3 separate regions of the Homo sapiens genome follow, and all the other regions are linked to region 3. The links are chromatin loops, found by intact Hi-C in ENCODE. Cell type or tissue: gastrocnemius medialis. All regions are shown on one strand. Each heading gives the region's core, and the rest is flanking DNA. Links, peaks and the distances in the headings are about the cores only.

Region 1 (6,825 bases), core at 645-5,644, 79 kb after region 3:
TCTCCCCAGTCCCTGGCCTGGCCTCACCTCCTGCCCATGTGCTTTCTCTCAACTTGTCGCAGAAAACAAAGTTTAAGATCCCTGTCTTTCATGGCTCCCCATAAAAAGGCTGAATCTAGAAGTGAAGAACTTGAAATCCTCCAGTCAGGGTCAAGCCCTTATCTGAGCGCATTGAAAGGAAGGAGAGGAAGGGGAATGGGTTGGTGAGGAGTTAGAAGCCTCTGGCCGGGTGTGGTGGCTCATGCCTGTAATCTCATCACTTTGGAAGGCTGAGGCAGGCGGATCACTTGAGGTCAGGAGTTCAAGACCAGCCCGGGCAACATGGTGGAACCCTGTCTCTACTAAAAATACAAAAAATTAGCCAGGCATGGTGGCACACGCCTGTAATCCCAGTTACTCGGGAGGCTGAGATGGGAGAATTGCTTGAACCCGGGAGGCAGAGGTTGCAGTGAGCCGAGATCACGCCACTGCACTCCAACCTGGGCAACAGAGCAAGACTCCATCTCACAAAAAAGAAGAAAAAAAAGCCTCTGAGCAAGAAGCCTGGGCCAGTTCCTGGGGGTGGAGCAGCCCCCTGAAAGCAGTACTGAAAGAGAGCTCGGGGAGTATTCCCAAAGCCAGTTTTCCCCAAATAGGAGTCCCTATGGTCCCTGAAGCTCAGGCAGGGCACTAGAGCCCTCAGGACAGAGGGGCAGAGGCTGGGGGACAGGAGGAGTCTGGGGCATAAACCGGAGAATCCCAGGGGATTCTGGGCGAAATCAGGGTCCAGTTAGCTGTCCCTTGAGGCCCAAGAGGCCAAGGGAGACATTCAAGGGTGAGTGATATTTGGGGAGACTCTAGCCTGAGGCTGGCTGTCCCCACGGTCGGAGAAGGAGACTACATCTCCAAGTACCCCCACTCAGACCCATCGGTTCATGGGGAGAAAGGGCTCAGAATGAAGGAGAGCCCTGGGAGAGCCCTGGGCCTCCACCGAGAACCTTCTAAGTGTACCCCGGCATCCTCCACGTAGAGACCTGTACTCAGGGGGATGGGCTGGGGGCCGGGGGAGCTGAGAACAAACAGCGGCAACAGGAACAGAGTTGAGCCATTTCAATTATTCATATGCCAGATGGATTCTTTTCCTGCCTTTTTTTTTTTCTATAAAAATAAGGAGGGAGGGAGTAGGTCTTATGACAGTCTCCAAAATGGGGGGGCGGGGTGCGGGGGGAGGAGAAGAGGGAAAGGGAGAAAAAATAGAAATCCAGTGCCCTGTTTGTGCCCCTCTCCAGCCTTGGAGAACCCCGATCCCGTGACGGGAGGGCAGGCGGGATGGGAGATGTCTTTTAGGTACCCGATGAGCAGAGAGCAAGAAGCGAGGGAAATTGTTGAGGAAAGGGAGGGAGGGAGGGAGAGAGAGAGAGGAGCGGGGAGCATGGGGCGGCGGGGGGAGGCAGGCAGAAGAGGGTTCTGACCTTCTGTGAAGGATATAAAAAATCCAGCCGCCTCAGGGGACACCCAACTATCTAGCATATTGCTGTTAAAATGTCTGCAAAATTTAATACACTTGGCATACCACCTAATCAGTCCTTGGAAACTCGGGCACTCTCTCCCCCTTAGACTCAAACTGCTTCAGCCCTTACGCCTAGGGTACTCCCACCCCGACCCTGCCCCCTGATTTTAGATAAAGTTGCTCCCTCCCCACCCGTAAAAACAGCTGCTGTGGCTTTTAGGACACATTTAATCCTGAAACTTGCCCAAAGTCCAGAATTCAGTTTCTAGGAAGCAGGTGGCATGGTAAAGAGAGCCAAGGGTGGGGTCCTGGGGCGGGAACTTTGGTACCGAGACTTCTTGGGGGTGGGGTGGGGGGCATTAGCAGAAGAGAGACACGGCACCACGAGCAGGCATGTCCTGGGCACCACGAGCAGGCATGTCCTGGGCACCACGAGCAGGCATGTCCTGGGCACCACGAGCAGGCATGTCCTGGGCACCACGAGCAGGCATGTCCTGGGCACCACGAGCAGGCATGTCCTGGGCACCACGAGCAGGCATGTCCTGGGCACCACGAGCAGGCATGTCCTGGGCACCACGAGCAGGCATGTCCTGGGCACCACGAGCAGGCATGTCCTGGGCACCACGAGCAGGCATGTCCTGGGCACCACGAGCAGGCATGTCCTGGGCACCACGAGCAGGCATGTCCTGGGCACCACGAGCAGGCATGTCCTGGGCACCACGAGCAGGCATGTCCTGGGCACCACGAGCAGGCATGTCCTGGGCGACAGGGGAACACAGTCCCAGATGGGCGGGCAAGGACTGTATGTCTGGGTAGCCAGCGAGAGCCATTCATCCTGACAGCTCTTATTTAAAGAGCTGCCTGGCACGCAGGAGAGCCGTGACCTCACCAGAGCACACAGGCACCCCGGTACACGGTACACGCAGACGCATGTCTGCCATGTGCTCCGTCAATCCACCCAATACCCCCTAAGACTCCACGGCCACTCCAAGTCCCCAGCAACCGGCGAGGAAGTTTCCAGATGAGCCTACGGAATAGGCCACCTGACCTTCTAGCCCCAGCAGAGCAATCAAAGCCCAGTATGACCTGGATATTTTTGGCAGGTCACCATTTGCTTTGCTTGACAAAGAAGATCCCACAGGGCTCCTAAGTGGGACTGGGAGGACCGATCCCCAAAAGCTTCACCCTCTGCCCCAAGGAAACAGAGTTCTTACCAAATTTTCTTTGTCCTTTTATTTTGATTTCCTCACCTCTGACTCACATGAAGTCTCGGGTGGCCTTAATTAGGTCTGAAGTCCCCTAAGAGACTCAGGGAACCCCAGGCAGCCTGCATCATGCCTATAAGACAGAGGTCAGATGGGACAGGCCAAGAATTGGAAGAATCCAGTGTGTTCCCCAACTGCGAGAGTAAGCCACAGTACCAGGGACACGAACACAGACAGCTTCTTGACCTTCCTTGCCCTTCGCCAAGTGGATTGAAATAGAGGCAAACAGCAAAAGGGGACTCAAGGGGGTGTGGGCAGGGCCGGCTTCCTGGGTGTGCAACCCATGCAGCCACACAGGGTCTCATACTCAAAGGGCACCTGCTGGGTTGAACGTCCTGCTGTCAGTGTTGTGAAATTCTGAATCAATTTAGAGCAAGAGGCCCTGCATTTTCATTGTGCACTGGGCCCCACAAATGATGTCGCCAGTCCTGGGTGTGGATTTTGGAAGATCAGACGACCTGGGTTTGAATCCCAATGCTCTGTCCCCTCTAAGCCAAGAGATATCAGAAAAGCCACTCATTATCTCTGGCCATAGGGCACCTATGGCCCTACGGGTCTAGAAGATGGAGTGATCACACCTGCTCACACAGAAGCTGGGAGAATTGAGAGGGACAAAAACGGGGAAGAGCCTTGGGCACATGATCATGAGCTCCTATTCAAACACAAGGTGTGGATCAAGAGGGGAAAAGGAGGCCTGGTGGCCGTGGTGCTGGCTTCCTCCCGCCCTGGGGGATCGCCTTACTCTGCTGGGTGAGAGGTCTGCCACTAAGCAGTGCAGAGGGAAGCCTGTGGCGTGCCCGGCCCACTGGCCCCATTCACAGGTGAAGAAACTGGGACAGAGTCAACAGATGACCTGCCTGTCGTCATCATAGAGTGGCCTCGAGGCAGGGCGAAGCTGAGGACATACTGTTCCCGCTGTCCAGGCCTCTGCCTTGGCCACAGGACACTTGAGATGAAGAGAGTGACAAGGAGGCAGGATTTGGAAGAGCGGGGAGGGAAGGGCCTCATTACACTCCATCACTCACACGTGCGCGCACACACACGCATGCACGGCAAAATTAAAGCTGAGAACTCGGCCAAAAAGAAAAATCCTACCCCTGTTCCATCGAAACTTATTTTAGGGCAGGAGGTAATTGCCAAAGATCCAAATAAAAAGCCAACCACAGGCTGTAAACGGCTCCAAGTCTTTAATTAGACCCCAGGAAAAAATAGTGGCAAAAAGAAAATGAAAGTAGGAGAAGCTCCCAGAGGAAGGAGTCTGCGCGGGATCCCTTCTGCCTTCCCAGCCCCATGGCTTCAGATGAGGGCCCCCTTGCCTGGGTCTGGCATCAGGGTTGTCTGCTAAAAAGGCTGGCAATGCCTACTGCTGGAGGCAGGTGCAGAACCAAGACAGCACCTTGCACCCCAACCAAGGGCCAGCCTGGACCCGGGACCTTCTCCTAGAGCCGTCCTAGACCCCAGCCCATGTCTGGCCTCATGTTGGGGCCACCACAGGGCAGAGGGACAGAGCGGAGGGTGAGCTTTTTCTACCACCCCTGGAGGTGAGAGAGCAGGGAAAAGAAAAAGCTCAGATCTGGAGTGGCCTTTGACCCACTGGAAAGTCTGCCCATCAAGCCAAAAGCCCTGGCTCCTGGGCCATGGAGCAAAGGATGCACATGTCACCTTCCCCACTCCCAGGAGCCGTTTTCCAGGCTCCCACTCCCTGCCCCTTCTCTAGGGCCCATGTGGGGTTGGGTAGCTCTGAGATCATGTGGGCAAGATGGATGACCCCATGGCTTCTCCCCTCATAGCCCCCGCTAACCAGGAGTGGACGCCCAGAAGTCCATGGAGTGACAAATGGCATGTGATGGCCACCCAGTTGGCAGTGCCATTCCCCTAACGCAAGGTAAGCACACACAGACCCTTTGCCCCAGGAGGCTCCAGCTACTCCACCAGCTACCCCCATACCCTCTGAGCCTCTGGCCCTTGGAGACATAGGCCACCTGAGACTAAGGGTGGGGCTGGGAAGCAAAGGGGAAGCCGTCCTTGGGAAGGTGGGGTCTGCAGAGAGAGGCAGGGTTCTGAATACGCTCATCTTTCGTAGATGCAACCCAGCAGACAAACCAAATCCCATGGGCAGGGATTCTTACCAAGTGCTAAGTCTAGCACCTGCCAAACCGTGGCGGAAGCAATGGCTGCCATTGAGGGTCTAACAGTGGCCAGGTCCCAGCGGCAGATGAAAGGCGTTCCACCCAGATGTCAGGGAAGAACCCTGGAGTAGAACACATCTCAGCACACCTCCAGTGAGTGAGCAGAAGCTGCAGTCCCTGTCCCGGGCTTTGCAGAGTGGGGAGAAGGTGAGGTGGGCTCAGGGTCCCTAATCAAAGCCCAGCCCATGTGCAAGAAACGGGAAAGAACCTGCCTTGTGACATCAAAGGCTGACATCAAAGGCTGCAGGGTCGACCACACTGAAGACCCCCACTCTGCTCTCTTGTGGGTCACTGCAGCTGCCTGGAATTAGGGGTGTCTCACCACACCTAGCTCCCCCTCCAGAATGAGCAATCACTGGGAGAGGGTACACAGTACACTGTGCTCACCTGCCTGACTTTTTTTTTTTTTTTTTGAGATGGAGTCTCGCTCTGCCGCCCAGGCTGGAGTGCAGTGGTGTGATCTCAGCTCACTGCAAGCTCCGCCTCCTGGGTTCACGCCATTCTCCTGCCTCAGCCTCCTAAGTAGCTGGGACTAGAGGCACCCGCCACCACGCCCGGCTAAGTTTTTTGTATTTTTTAGTGGAGACGGGGTTTCACCGTGTTAGCCAGGATGGTCTTGATCTCCTGACCTCGTGATCCGCCCGCCTCGGCCTCCCAAAGTGCTGGGATTACAGGTGTGAGCCACTGCGCCCGGCCATGTGCTCGCCTTTCAAAGGCTCCCTGCATCCAACTCCCCTTCTAAGCCTGGCAGAGGAGAAGGTGATTGCCAGGCCCGGCCTGTCCTTACTGCTGCAGCAGCTACTCCTGGGCAGGGGTGGCAGGCCGAGCCCTGTGTGTATACCATGTTCTTCACCTATCCTGGGCAGGGGCGGCAGGCCGAGCCCTGTGTATATACCGTGTTCTTCACCCATTTCCTTTCCCGTTTCTCAAACAGACGTTAGCGACGACAAATTAGGAGTGGGCCTAACAGTGACAGAGGCAGCAGTGACCCCTCACTCAGTACCTACCAGGTCCCAGGTCCGGTCACAGGCATTTTAGAGAACGCATCCCTGCAAAGACGATGCTATTGTGCCCATTTTACAGAGGAGTACAATGAGGCTAAGCTTGCAGAGTGACGGCCATGTCTATAAAACAGTGGGTCTGAACTGCAACTCAGGTCAGCCTGGTTCCAGAGCCCATCTCTCTCCATGGTACCTCTTTCTCGCAGTCAGCTCCCCGACCTGACCACTAGTTCCAGGCAGGGGCAGGCCTGGTTGCCCCTTCACCACTGCTTGCTCCTCGTCTGGGGTCTCTGACCACTGGTTTTATGCCTGTAGAGTCACCTGAACTGTAATGTAGGTGACAGTCATAAACTCCACAGTGTCTCCAATTCCCAGCCACCCACCATGCCCTGCCATGATGGCCAAGGCCCACGTGGCCAGAGCAAGCATGGAGGTCTTCTCGGCAGAAGCAGCAGATGCGAATCAGACCTCCTGAGGCAGCCCTAACATCGCCACGTCAGTCTGGTGAGGCCTCCCTGCCAGGTCCCCCAACTCGCTTCTGTCTTTGGGGGTCAGGTTGCAGGCATCAGGATGAGACGTGGGATTCCTCTTTGATGAGGAGCCCTGCGGCTGCTGCGTCCCAGCTTCCTTCCCAGCTTGGGAATGGGTTGGGAGAAGCAGTCCGGGGCCCTGCACAGACAGCAGGAGCCCTGCTAATTAATGAGCTCTCCGTCTTCCCTGAGTGCTCATAGACACAGCCAGATGGTCTCCACGACATGCCCTCCACCCTGTCCCCATCTTGCAACCACATGGCGGCTTCACATTCCACCCTCCCTCCATCTTTCCCCCCTATTTTTTTTTTTTGAGACAGAGTCTCACTCTGTCGCCCAGGCTGGAGTGCA
Region 2 (6,825 bases), core at 520-5,519, 290 kb after region 3:
AACTGAAAGAACGAACACACAGTTACCCCTAACAGCAATGCCAACCAGTCGGCCCCTATGCCGCCCTGGCTGGGCACAACTGGAGTCCTGTCCTTGGCTCTGTTTGCCACCCTTTAGTGGGACATGGGAATCAGGGTCTTGAATAAAGGTGAGGGCCAGATGCGGGCAGAGGGACAGGGAAGGGTCGCCAGCTCCCATCTCAGGAGGACTGGCAGGGAGACATCAGGAAGACTTGGGGAGGTCAAGCTCACTGACCCCAAATATTCAAAGGGATGTGAAATGGAGAAGAGGGACTGGATCCTTCGGGGAGGCTGCGGGAAACACTCAAAGGACCAGCAGAAGGAAAATTCGGGAAACACCTGTGCAACATGGAACAAGCTCCTTACAAAGGAACAAGCTCCCTGTCACTGGAGACTTGGCAGAGAGAATCTTAGCACAGGAAGGACCTTACAGCCTTCCAACCCAGCCTCCCACCCAAAGCTGGGGTCCCCTCTTCAAGATTGTTCTCAGATGGCCTCAGGCCTCTGCCTGGAGGGCATCAGTGGGAGCTTCAAACTTCAGCCGGCAAGACCTGGTCCTTGAAGAGTCTGTACCATCCACGACACTCTCCGGAGGACAAGCAAACTCAAAAGCTGCCTCAGAGCATCCTGAGCACCCACCAGTCCTAGCAGAAACTTCCAGAGAGTTGCTCCTGCTACTTCAATGGGGCCCGCTTACCTGTCTATTGTCCCTCCACAGGGGCAGGGGCCGGGAGACCTGCAGAGACAAAGAGGAAGCAATGTCTCCTGCAAGCGGTGAGCAAAGGTGAGCAAACATCCCTGCCTGTGCCCATCAGCACCGGCAATTACCCCAGCAGGAGGCCGGTGAGAGAGCTGTGCCGCAGGGTTGTTTGCTCATTAAGACAAGAAAATCATTTATGTTCTGGGACTCGAGTGTCAACAGACGCAGGGAAATGTCACTGCCTCAGCTGCCATCCTAGGCCCGGCCAAGGGGGCAGCTGGGGTCCTGGGCGCAGCTGGTGAGGCCAAGAGCGGGTGTGCATGGGACCAACCCTGCTCACGGCCCACTTCCATTGGGGCTGTTTCCTAGGCCTCTTGTCTGTTTTTCTCCCTAAGTCCCAATTTCTTTCTCGCCCTTTTTCTTTCCACTTTGGATCCAACTAGCAGAAGTAGAGAGTGAGGGCTTCTACGGTCCCAGAGAGTACACATGTGCCCCCCAATGGCACCATTCTTAGGGGCACCAACCATCCCGGTTCCCCAGCAGTGGGGAGGTTCCCCTGATGTGGGATTTTCAGTGCTAAAACTGAGACAGGCCCAGGCAAACCGAGACAGTGGTTTCTCGTACCGCGCCTGAGTCTCACAGCCATCCCGTAGGGTGGCACCATTCTCCCGTTTCACAGACCAGGGCCCAAGGTGATGGCGTGGGCAAGGCACCTTCCCCAAAACCCCTCTGCAGCCAGTGCCACCCCACCCAGGTGCTCTCTCAAGTCTCTCTACTTTCTCCAAATGCCCCTTTGCCTTTGCGTCAGACTTGGCCAGGGAGGTTGTGGCACCGGACAGAGTCACAGACCAGCAGAGGGTCCCTCGGAGACCATCAGACCCCCTCTCCTACCCAATACAGAATGAGGAGACTGGAGCCAGAGTGGACTGACTCATCTTGACAGCTCCCCAACTCAAGGCTACCCACCTCTTCTCCCCAGGGGCAAAGAAGGGCTTCCAGAAGCAGAAAGGAGTGGGTGGGGCCAGGAAAAGGCCCGCCACCACCATGCAGCCTCCCCAGTTGCCCAGCTCGGCTGTTCCTTGGCCCCAGAGAGCCCATGTTGGCAGCAGGCTCGGGCTGCCCACAGGGAGCCCCTCGGGTCAGCCCTGTGATGGCCTTGCTTTTAGGGGGTGCTGCCTTCCCTTGGGGAGCAAAGTGGAAGAAATGGAGGAGATGTCCACAAGGTCTGGCAGAATGAGGAGGATGCGGCAATTCCTCAACAACACCACCAAAGCTGCACCATGGTGCCCCAGCCCATCTCCCCTGCTGAACCAGGAAGAAGACAGAGAGGCCCCCAGAGGCCAGGCTGTAAGAAGGAGGGAAGCAATTCTGCTAAAAGAAGGAAGGGAAGGCCAGGTGCAGTGGCTCATGCCTGGAATCTCAGCACTTTGGGAGGCTGAGGCGGGTGGATCACCTGAGCTCAGGAGTTCCAGACCAGCCTGGGCAACATGGTGAAACCCCATCTTTACCGAAAATACAAAAAATAAAAAATAAAAAAATTAGCCAGGAGTGGTGGCAGGCGCCTGTAGTCCCAGCTACTCAGGAGGCTGAGGCACGAGGTTCGCTTCAACCTGGGAGGCGGAAGTTGCAGTGAACTGAGATTGTCCCACTCACTCCAGCCTGGGCGACTCTGGCCAGAGTGAGACTCTGTCTCCAAGAAAAAAAAAGAAAGGAAGGGAAGACGTGACAAGTACGCAGCCAAAACGCACCGTGCCCTTTAAGTCGCCAGGAGGAGGCTATATTTAGGGCCCGTGGACATTCCGCAGGAGCTCGGGCAGCCTTCACTGGGAGCAATCGCTAATCACTGCATTGAGTTTACGGGTGCCCCTGGGCACACTTAACCCAGGGCAATGAATAGTTATTGCGCGGCCTCCCGCTCGGGGCCTGTGGGCACACTTAAGCGAGCTCGCAGATCGCTGCGAGCAGGGCACGGCTCGGGTACACCCTTGGGCACCCTGCGCCATCAGCGGGGAGAGGCAGAGTATTAAATATCTATGTGCCCTGTGCCCACAGCTGCATTTAGCCAAGGGCAAGGCCGGTGAAACGGCTTTAATTAAAACTTAATGCAAGTTCAAGGTGCAGCCACGGAAGTGGCGGCTGCAGAAGTCACCAGGAATGAATCAGTCAATTCGATGAGGTTCTCAGATGGGGGAAGGGGCTGGAGGGGAGGCGGGGGCAGCAGAGACCTGCCTCTGCTCCTTGTGTGCTGCCTACCTCTGTGCGACTCTGTTTACGGATGCAGAGCCCCCCCCACCCACCTGCTCCCACACCTCGGTCAGTGAAGGATGCCAGGGACTGGGGCATTGGGGCATCTGGGCTTCAAGGGCAGGACGATGGAGACCAAGCGGCGCCCGAGTGAGGAGTCGTTTCTGCTTTTCTCAGCAATTCGGCCCAGGCCCACTGTCGTGTGAGGACAGCAACACCGTCCCCCTAGCGGCGGCTTCCAGAATCACAGGCTCAGTGCAAAGGGAGCAGTAACCAGCCCCGGGATGTCAAACAGGTGCCCTGGCAGCCCTGCTTGGGGATCCCGGGGCGGGGCCGGCCCCGCAATTCTTAGGTGCACCAACACTGGCTTTGGCGTGGCCACTCTGAGCCCTTAATAAAGGTAGGTGGGCAGAGGAAGCCCCTCCCGCTCAGCCCCTGCTCCTTCAGGTTAAGAAGCAAAGGAACTTTAGAGAGTCCAACATGGCAGTGAGCCGGGCTCAGAGCGGAGATGAGCCCAGGTCTTCTGAGCTGGGCTGGTGCAGGGGCCCTTCCCACCACAGCACACTCATTTTTGAAGCTCAGATCAGATGAGAAGAAAGCGATAAGCTCTTCCTGGGGCAAGTCATGCCTTGGTCGTATCTGTTCCCTCAGCAGCAGCACAGGGCTGGGCATACAATAGATGCTCAATAAATGCTTGTTGGGGCCAGGCGCGGCAGCTCACGCCTGTAATCCTAGCATTTTGGGAGGCCAAGGCAGGTGGATCGGTTGAGGTCAGGAGTTCGAGACTAGCCTGGCCAACATGGTGAAACCCCATCTCTACTAAAAACGCAAAAAATATTTTAAAAATCAACTGGCTTTAATTAAACTGGTGGTGGCGCATGCCTGTGATCCCATGAGAATCGCTTGAACCCAGGAGGCAGAGGTTACAGTGAGCCGAGATCACACCGCTGTACGCCAGCCTAGGCAACAGAGCGAGACTCTGTCTCAAAATAAATAAATGAACAAATGCTTGTTGGATAAATGGTGTTTGTCATCAGCAGCCTTTTCACTCCAACCTCCTCCTCTCAGTTCTGCCTTCCTCTCCTTTCTCTTCCTCCTTCCTTCCTCCTCCTCCTCACAGACAGAAGATGCCCACCCAAATCCCTCAGGCCAAATCCAGCACTTTGTTTGAGCCGCACAGTGCCTACAAAATTAAAGTGACTTGACCGGGCGTGGTGGCTCACACCTGTAATCCCAGCACTTTGGGAGGCCGAGGCAGGCGGATCACTTGAGGTCAGGAGTTCTAGACCAGCCTGGCCAACATGAGGAAACCCCGTCTCTACCAAAAATATAAAAAATTAGCCGAGTATGGTAATGCATGCCTGTAATCCCAGCTACTCGTGAGGCTGAGGCAGGAGAATCACTTGAACCCAGGAGGCGAAAGTTGCAGTGAGCTGAGATCACGCCACTGCACTCCAGCCTGGGTGACAGAACGAGACTGCATCTCAAAAAAATAAATAAATAAAGTGAACTTTTTTTAACTGGAGGATTTCACATACAATTATAGATTTCCAGTTTATCTTGAAATGTTGGAAAATCTGGCAAAATGGGGCTGGAGTGCAGTCCAGCCTCAGCTCCCTCTGTAGGGGGCCAGGACTGTAGGTTGTGCCTGTTCCAGCATCCCCAGCCCCCACCATGTGGTCTGGCTCAAAGCCCAGCTCTGTTGCTACCAGCTGGCAAGTCTCCTAATCTCTCTCTGCTTAGTTCTCTCACCTGCAGAATGGGGATCAATATAGAACCAACTACATAGAATCGCTATGAAGGTGAGATGAGTTAATATTTGCAAAGTGAGTAGAACGGCACCCAGCACAGAATGAGCCATATATAAGTGTTTGCTGGGCCAGGCGTAGTGGCCCACGCCTATAATCCCAGGGCTTTGAGAGGCCAAGGTGAGAGGATCGCCTGAAGCCAGGAGTTTGAGACCAGCCTGGGCAACACAGTGAGACGCCGTCTCTACAAAAAATTTGAACATTAGCTGGGCATGGTGTCATACGCCTATAGTCCCAGCTACTTGGGAGGCTGAAGTGGGAGGATCCCTTAAGCTCAGGAGGTCAAGGCTGCAGTGAGCCTGCGTGACGGAGCAAGATCCTGTCTCTTTAAAAAAACAGGCCGGGTGCAGTGGCTCCCACCTGTAATCCCAGCACTTTGGGAGGCTGGGGCAGGTGGATCATTTGAGGTCAGGAGTTCAAGACCAGCCTGGCCAACATGGTGAAACTCCATCTCTACTAAAAATACAAAAATTAGCAGGGCATGGTGGCACACACCTCTAATCCTAGCTACTTGGGAGGCTGAGGCAGGAGAATCGCTTGAACCCAGGAGGCAGATGTTGCAGAGAGCCGAGATTGCACCACTGCACTCCAGCCTGGGCAACAGAGCAAGACTCCATCTCAAAAAAACAAACAAACAAACAAACAAAAAAACCCAGCTGACTAAATGAAGGAATGAGTAAAATTCTTTATTGCTTCCTCCTCAGTCCAGCACGCTCATTTCTGTGGCGGGTTTGGTCCCTATAGATGTTTGGGTTTCTAGCCCTCCCCACTCCCATCCAAATCATGTTTAGCTTACAGAGGTGCCCCGCTGATGAGAGCTAGAGAGAAACTTGAATTCAAGGAGCACACACGGCCATGAAAGAGCTCACAGTTGGATGTGGGGCTCAACCTTTCTTCCCTGATGTTTAAAATGTAGACATTGCACCTGATCGTACCTGGGGTCTATAACTCTTTGACATTACCCAGGTCAAAAAAAAAAAGCATCCAAACTAGCAAATTTAGCAAATTTTTTCAATCCAGAGAGAAAGGACACAAAGATGCAATTTTGCAGCTTTGGTGATAACCCGACTGGCCCCCTGAGCCAGCCAAGATGGGAAATCCAGAACCCGAGGTCAGAGAGCTTTAATCCCCCCTCCCCTCCCATCTCACTCGTCCTTGCTCAGAACCCAACCCAGCAGAGACCTAGCCAGTACCCAGGGATGTCTAGGAGAACAATGCCATACTGCATCTGCAGCTACCACCTGTCTCCCTGGGCCACGTCCTGTGGTGCAGGAGCCAGGGCCACCTGCCTTGGCCTTTAGAGAGAAGCCCAGCCTGGGAGGTCCCTCTGCCACCTCCCAGACCCCCCGAACCCATTACCTGGATGAACATGGGCCCACAGTGGACGCTTTCCTGGCCCAGCCTTGACCTTAGCATCGGACACTTCATTATGTAGCGATCACTCCGCTCCAACCCCATCACCCCTTTCTGAAATATTCTGATTTCCAGCCTGTAATTTGCTTTCTGGAAGTAGGGCAAAATTCATGTATGCAAATGAGAGAGGAAAATACAGTTAATAGCCTGCAATTATAGGTCAGTCCCTGTTCACAGCAAATAGGACACCATGAACCTCCTAGAAGGTGGGCTTGTGGAAGAGGGATGGGAAACGAGACCAAGGTCGACACCAACACGGAGCTTGGGTCTGGCTCTGGAAGCTCAGCCCCCACCAAGGAAGCCCTCCAGGCTGGGGAGCATTTGGGGATTTGGGGAAGGTCAAACCTAGTCAGACAGAATAAGAGCTTGCGTCCTAATGTCCCTTGAGAGTTGACAAATATTTGTTCACACTTTATCTCCTTTGATGCTCACCAGTGTCTCATAAGGCTGGGCTATTTTTTGTTGTTGAGACACAGTCTCATTCAGTCACCCAGGCTGGAGTGCAATGGCCTGATCTTGGCTCACTGCAACCTCCACCTCCCGGGTTCAAGCAATTCTTGTGCCTCAGCCTCCCAAGTAGCTGGAATTACAGGCAGACGCCAACACGCCCGTCTAATTTTTGTATTTTTAGTAGAGATGG
Region 3 (6,825 bases), core at 604-5,603:
AGTGGGCTCTGGCTGCTGGATTCAGTGGCTCAGGGACCAGGGAAAGGGGCTAAAAATAGCTGGAGGCAGCTGAGCCCTCGCTATATATGGCAGAGAAACAGGCTTCGAAGGGCAGGCAGCTTGCACAGGGAGGGGACCAGGCAGGGGTCCCTGAGGGGGCCCACAGGCCTGCATGGCCGAGCCCAGGGCCCAGAGAAGGTGGCTTGGGGGCCGAGCCCACAGAGGCAGCCAAGGCTCCGCTGTCTGTGTCCTCCAGCGCTCAGCGCTGAGTAGGCAGTCCCAGTGTCGGGCTGAGGGGGCGAGGCCTGGATCCCTGAGGCCATTGGCAGTTCCAGGCCCGCCTCTGCCAGCCCCGCTCTCCACTCCTCTGGGGGAAGGAGGCAGGGGCTGAGGCCCACTCCGCTCCCCGTCAGCTGCGGGCAGAGCTGGCCTGGGTGGGGGTGTGGAGGGGACGGTGGCCCTTGTCGCGTTCCTCTCCTCTCCTCTCCTCAGGCCCAGCACAATCACCTTGTGTCTGGCAACGGCAAGGGCTTTTCCTATCAGAGGAAACTGAAGGTCACACTTTTCCTCATTGATCTCGCAATGTTTGTTAATTACTCTGTCACTGATGTGGCGAAGGATAATTAAACAGCTCTGTTTATATCTTACATGCATAATTATGTGGCTGCGCAGGGCTCCCCGCACGGGGAGGAGATGCACCCCTTGCTGCAGGGGAAGGGCTAGGGGAGCGGGCAGGGGAGGCGCAGGGCACCGGGCACAAGGCTGGGAAGGAGGCCGGGGGCAGAGAGAAGGCCCAGACCTGGGGGCTGTGGTCCTGGCGACCCCCTTGCCTGCTGGAACCCCCGGCCCACCCTCCCCTGAGCAGAAGGCGCGCAGGGCTGCTCTCGATCCCCAGGACATGGACATGGAGACACCAGCAGAGCAGGGCCTCAGTGCCTCGTGGGAGAGAGGTCAGCCAGGGGACCGTGGCCGGGGCAGCTGGCTGTAAGAGGATACGCTGGCCGGGCTGGCAATCCATGTGGCCCTGAGACGTCCTGCTGGGAGGGCCAGGGACAGCGGTGTAGGGAAGGAAGAGGAGGCCAAGGGGAGTGGCAGGAGAACAAAGCTTGTCCTGGGCTCCTCCGAGAAAGCTCCGTAAGTAGCAGAATGTGCAGACAGCAGGCTCACAGGCTCATGCCGTTGACCGCTGCGCCCCTCTTGTGCCAGGTACTGTGCCCGGTAAGCTCAGGCCTCACAGGTGTGTGTAAAGAGTCACCTGCCCACCATCTGTCCAGCCATCTATCCCATCCGTCTGTCTATCCACCCACCCGTCTATCCCTCCCTCCCTCCCTCCCCACCTGTCCACCCCTCTGCCTGTGGTTTCTTGAAGACCCACTGTGTGTGGGGCAGCTGCAGCCCTTCCCTTCTCACCTGGGGTGCCCCTCCCCGTCCTAGTCTCTCCCACTCCAGGAGCCCTCCCTGGGTGGGATGAGGGGCCGGTATTTAGAGCAGGAGTGAGGAGTCGGGTGTGCTTACCAGACACACTGCCCCTTCCCCACTGGCCTCCCTGTCCTGGCCTTCAGCCTCCCTTCGAAGGCCAGGCACCCACCTGAAGCCTGCCTGGTGCTGGGGCCGCTGTCCTCCTTGGAGGCTGCCCCGTCCGAATCCTTCTCCTCCAGGGCACCGCCGTCCTTGGAGGGCTCCTCCGCGTGGTCTTCCTCATCGCTGCACCCCTGGGGCTGCACCATGTAGACACCCTCGGGAGGCAGCTCCAGGCCCTCGCGGGCAATCCGCCCCAACACGGGTGTGGGTGCCGGCTCCTCGCTGTACTCCCCGTTCACCCACTTCTCGATCACTGCCCGTCTCTTGTCTTCCTCGCTGCGGGGGGCCCGGGCTGCCCCAGACTCAGGGCCACTGCGCTCTTGGTCCCGGGGCTGCGATGGGCTGCCCTCCGTGTGGGAGCCGGCGTCAGCTCGCTTCTCCACCACCACCTGGCGGCTCAGCTTGGCGCAGATGGCGTTCAGCTTCAGGCCACCCTTGCGTTTGGGCGCCATGGCGGGCTTGCCTGCAGGCGGGTCCGTGCACCGGGTGCCCTCAGCTGCAGGGATGGAGGAGAGCACGGAGGTCAGAGGCGTGCAAGGCCAAGAACAACCCACCCTCCCGAACAGCCCTGCATCCCCCAAGCTGCAGGCCTCCCCCATTGACCACAGTGCCATCAAACTGCCCTGAGACTGCCTGGCATGTGTCTATCTCCCCCACTAGTCTATGAGCTCCGTGGCCATGCTTGAGAATCACTCTACTTTCTGAGCCTGGCAGGGTGCCTGGCACAGAGTAGGTAGTTCAAGAACTAGTCTGTAAATGAACAAATGAATGAATGAATGCCTCTTCAACTACAAGGGGCGCCCAGGTCCTGGAGGCATTTCCTAGGCTTGCTGGGCCCTGGGAGGGGGTGTGCCCTTTGACACACAAGGAAACTGAGGCCCAGGGAGGTTAAGGAGCCGGCTATGCGGTCAGGCTGTCAAGGGACAGCGTGGCATTCCTGGCAGCTTGTTCCGCTTGGGAGCGTCCTGCCTTACCACACGTTCCTGGGGAGGAGTCACAGAGAGCCAGGGACCAGCTTGTGCCAGCCTCTTGCCTCACTGTCCCGGCAGCACTTGGCTGGCACCCTCCCACCCGAGCACGTCAGCCCCTGGCGGCTCCTCTGCCAGGCCAGGTCCCTGGGCCCTACCTGACTCCAACCCTGCTCAGCAGAGAGCAGAGATCTCCTTTTCTCCCAGCCACTCAGGACCCTCCCGAAGGCCTCCGTGTTCCTCAGTCTCCTCCCTGCCTCAGGGTCTTCTCCAGCCCTTGCCAGCCCCCTCTTGGCCTCTCTGTCCATTTCCTGTTGCCACTCCCTTCCCCAAGCCTCAGTCAGAGCCATCCAAGTGGAGTTCCTCATGGCACTTCCTAGGGCCACTTGTCCCTATCCTAGGACCTTGCTCCCCAGCCTCGGCCAGCCTCTGCAGCCCCGGAAGGCCTGGCCAGCCCACTTCCCAGCCCCCAGGAGCTCCAGCAGGTGCAGGGTGGGATCGCTTAGGTCCCTCACGGAACGCCCCGAAGCGCCGGTCACAGCACCTAATCCCCGAATGTGACAGCCCGACACACACAGCCGGAAGGAAGCCCTCATGAGGCGACTTGAGAGCCAGCGACCTCCCTCGCGGCCGCATAGCCCAAACTCTGTCCCTGATAGGGCACCGAGGGTCCTGGGGGGGCATACGGCAAGCCCACCCACCACACAGCCTGGGACCTGCCACAAAGGCTGGCGAGGGTGGACACACACACACGCACACACACGCGTGCACACACAGCGCAGCCACATGGAACTGTCTGTCTGTCCGTCCATTTAGTGAGCTCCTTCTGTGGGCCAGACCCTGTGGTGGGGCTTGGGGACAGCGCAGTGGCCACAGCAGCAGGGGCTCGGCTCACACTCACTGTGTACAAAACAAAATGTGCCTCTCCATGGCCCTCACGGGAGGAATGGGCGTGTCAGAGTCTCCACATAGGCGGGAAGGCTGAGGGCAGGGCCCCCCGGCTCCATGGTCAGAAGGGGCTTCACTCTAATGATCACCCCCTGCCAACTTTCCACATGCCAGGAAACCCGATGAGAGGCCTACCCAGGCGGGAATGGCAATACCTGGGTCCACCCAGGGGCCGCATCCCTGAGGTGGACTTGACTCATACGCACAGATAACCGTCCCCTGATAGACACAGTGCCTGGCCGTCCCAGCCAGATCCTTCCCTTGTAGCCAGTGGCCAGTACGGATGGCTCACTTGGCCCAGACGAGACAGGGTGACTCTAGCCCAGCCAGGCCCACTGCCAGAGAAGGGTCTTCTCAGCCCACTCCCAGGCCTTCCAGTCCTGTGACCCTGGCTTCAGGGCCTTAGACACTTGCCCAAGCCGATGCCCACTCTACCCAGGTTCGTCCACATCTCCAAGTCTGTGCCACCCACACCCAAGACCCCAAGCACGATGCGGGGCCCCTCTCGAAGTTCTGAGACGGGGCCTCCTCTTCACAGCATCCCACTCGACCTCGGAGCTGCCCAGCAGGTTCTGTGACGCCGGGTGTCCTCCAACAGGCCTCCGGGGAAGCGGGCCTCACCTGGTCCCCTCATCCCTTGCCCTGGATGGGGAAGGGAAGGGGGGAGTGGGGGAGCCTGCACTATTTTTACCAGGAGGTAAGCAGCCAAGTGTGGATGGCAGACAGCAAATGAATCTGTAAATATTTATCCTAAGGAAGAGGGAAGCAGAAGCTCCCAGGGCCGCACTTGCTGCTGGTGACGCCCCCTCCCCGGGCCCCCACCCATCCTGGAGCCTCCCCGCACTTTGGCCCACCCAGCCCAGCCCACCTTCTCCCCATCTCGGCTGTGTGCCTGGCTCAGTCCCTGCCCGGGCCCCCACCAGCTGCGGTGCAGCTGTGTACCCAGGACCCGCCCCCAGCCCCAGGCCCCTTTGCTCCTGCCGACTCCCCCGGCACCTGCCCTCCAGCTGCCGCGCTGCCCCAGCCCACCTGCCTTCCAGATGCTGCCCTCCCTCTCCCTCTCTTGCTGGTCCCAGGGGTGGAGGTGGGAGGCGTGTGGGCCGGGGACACAGGGGCAGGAGGCAGAGGTAGGGCTTAGGTTTGTAAGTGCGAGCGCGTGTGAGGCTGGGCGGCGGGAACAGGGGTGCGTTGGAGCTGAGGTCTAAGCTTTCCGCCGCCTTCCGGCCCAGGGCCCTGGGATCCATAGACGATCCGCCCCCCACCCCGCTGTGGTCTGACCCCAGACTCCTGTCCATGTAAACATTCCTCTGACTTTCTTCCCTAAAATATAAACGCCGTGGCCAGGCCTCAATGGAAGGAAGCCATCCGTCCCCGGCCCTGTCACTGCCCCTTTCATCTCCTTCCCGCCACCAGCCTGCCCGCTGCTCTATTTACACTGGACACTTCCTCTGGGAACAATACTGCCCAGGAGGCAGGCTTGGGCCAGAGGGTGGGAAGGCGAGGGGACTCCTGCTCTGCTTCCCCAGAGACGGGAGAGGCGAGGGGAGGGGCTGCCGAGGTGGGCTGGGCCGGGGCCTGGGACCCACACACAGTCAGAGCCCACTCTCTGCTGGTGGCGGTGCTCTTGGCCTCCAGCCTCTGGCCCCACGGGCTCTGGCGCAGCACCAGGGTATGGCCTAGCCTCTGGGGTCAGGGAGTTGGGAGCTCACGGCGGAGCTCTGCCCTGCGCTAGCTCTGGCCCTGGGCAAGATTTTTCCCTGTAGAAAGGCGGCCAGGCTGTTAGGTGAGAGAGGGCACCTGTCTGTGCCAAGCACAGGGCCTAGCAGGGATGAACCTGGGAAAAAGCAGCTGAGCCCTGGGAGGGCCACCAGGCAGATGTGGTGCCACACGTGAGCTTGAGATTCCAAGGCTGAGAAACCTTACCTGGCCTGGAAGAGGCAGGGGACAGAGAAGAGGCCAGAGGTCTGGGGCAGGGGCGGGCTGGCCTCTCAGCCCCTCCTCGGATTCCTAGGTTCGGGACCTTCCCTCTCAGGGCGCCACGAGCAGCAGGTCTCCCCGCAGGTCTCTGAGCTGAGGAGACCCTGCACAGGGTTGGGGAAAACGGGCATGGACTGGACCGTCCACCTTTCCGGGCACTAAGGCATGACTTGTAACGGCCCAGCGGAGCCGGCACTGTCATTGTCCCATTTCATAGAGGAGGAGGCTGTAGACACTCCAGAGCCCAAGCTCACCCTGGCCAGGAGCTCCCGAAGGCTGGGACTTGGCCCCATCCCCATTAGGGCCCCTAAGCCGGCCCTAGGAAATCCCAGGCCTCTCTGCGGGGACTCCTTCCCCTGCCCCGTCCCCTCCTCACCCTCGCTTCCTGTTCCCATAACACGGAGCCCCTTAAAGTGTTAACTGCGATGGGTAAAATGGTGCAGCAGATTGCTACAATAAATAATTTACTGATATTTATAAATATTCAAATCAGCCGGCTTCAGAAATCAAATGAAGGGAGGGCCTCGGGAGAAGGCCCCGTTATGGCATGAATCTCATCACCCCCTCCGTAGGCGGGGGCAGGCCAGGGCTCCTGCCAGCTCTGGGTGAGAGGGGCGTTCCTGTAGCTGCACCGCATCCCCAGTCCCCTGATCTCACTGCTCTCTGGAGGTAGCCTGCTCACCTGGTCAGGGCCAGGCCCCCTCCCGCAGGCATCCTGGGTTCAAGGGGAGGAGAGGCTGCAGTGCCCACCGCCCATGGCCCTGGGTCTCAGAGTTGCTTGTCCTGCCTCAACGGTGGGTGGGTGGGGGTCTGTCCCAGGGGGCCGGGCAGGCCTGGCAGCCCCTCCCCAGCCGTGAGTAATGTGTTCTGGGGCCGGGCTGCCTGTCAGCTCCCAGGCTCCGGGTGCTTTATGGGCTCTGCTTGGTGGCTCTGAACTCCCTGGTAGGAAATAAAGTTCTCCCTGCGCGTCCCTTCTAAACATTTCACTCAGTGGAAACGGTGTTCAAGAAAAATGAGGACATATTTCTTCCTAAGGATGCAGTATCCCCTTTGGGCGGCCTAATGCCCGCTGTATATCAGGAGGTGGGGAGGCAGGGGCCAGGAACCAGACCCCTGGGTTGGGGGTGGGCTGGGGCCCTGCCTTCCCACTGCCAGGCAGCTCGGGGGCCACTCTGGTAGCTGCCCTGGGCCATGGTGTCTGGGGCCATAGAGCAGCTGGCATCCTCTGAGCACCTCGTCTGTGCTGGGTGCCTTACAGTGCCACCTTGGTGATGCCCCCAGGATCTCCACATGGTCGGCTGTCCTGTCCATTCCCACATAAGGAAGCAAAGGCCGCGAGGCTGGTAGCTGC

What was found. A loop is a pair of places that touch in the nucleus more often than their neighbours do. Peaks named below come from ENCODE experiments on the same cell type or tissue, not always from the same donor. Only the 100,000 strongest peaks of a DNase experiment are listed, where the experiment ranks them.
Region 1: it touches region 3 in a loop (5-fold over the local background); 1 of 110 quality-filtered maps calls a loop at or near these places.
Region 2: it touches region 3 in a loop (2.3-fold over the local background); 1 of 110 quality-filtered maps calls a loop at or near these places.

Annotation. Positions count from the first base shown.
Region 1 is chr1:10,742,479-10,749,303 of GRCh38, forward strand. All of the region lies in intron 2 of CASZ1 (castor zinc finger 1), which reads right to left. Among named protein-coding and RNA genes, the nearest start is that of CASZ1, 51 kb to the right of the region's middle. RefSeq lists enhancers at 1,752-2,951, 3,050-3,973. In gastrocnemius medialis, for the core only: no CTCF peak of the experiment used is centred there; DNase peaks (open chromatin) are centred at 2,513 and 3,633; H3K4me3 peaks cover 466 bases; H3K27ac peaks cover 4,820 bases.
Region 2 is chr1:10,957,997-10,964,821 of GRCh38, forward strand. It overlaps CIROZ (ciliated left-right organizer protein containing ZP-N domains), which reads right to left. Exons shown (of 13, transcript NM_001170754.2): 5 at 6,132-6,275; 6 at 718-756. Among named protein-coding and RNA genes, the nearest start is that of CIROZ, 21 kb to the right of the region's middle. RefSeq lists enhancers at 465-1,234, 2,004-2,773 and a silencer at 3,076-3,370. In gastrocnemius medialis, for the core only: CTCF peaks have their summits at 3,182 and 3,381; DNase peaks (open chromatin) are centred at 2,505 and 3,165; H3K4me3 peaks cover 720 bases; H3K27ac peaks cover 3,265 bases.
Region 3 is chr1:10,663,495-10,670,319 of GRCh38, forward strand. CASZ1 (castor zinc finger 1) reads right to left here. Exons shown (of 21, transcript NM_001079843.3): 5 at 1,589-2,077. Among named protein-coding and RNA genes, the nearest start is that of CASZ1, 130 kb to the right of the region's middle. RefSeq lists enhancers at 918-1,666, 1,667-2,414. In gastrocnemius medialis, for the core only: no CTCF peak of the experiment used is centred there; DNase peaks (open chromatin) are centred at 1,007, 2,055, 2,577, 3,084 and 2 weaker places; H3K27ac peaks cover 5,000 bases.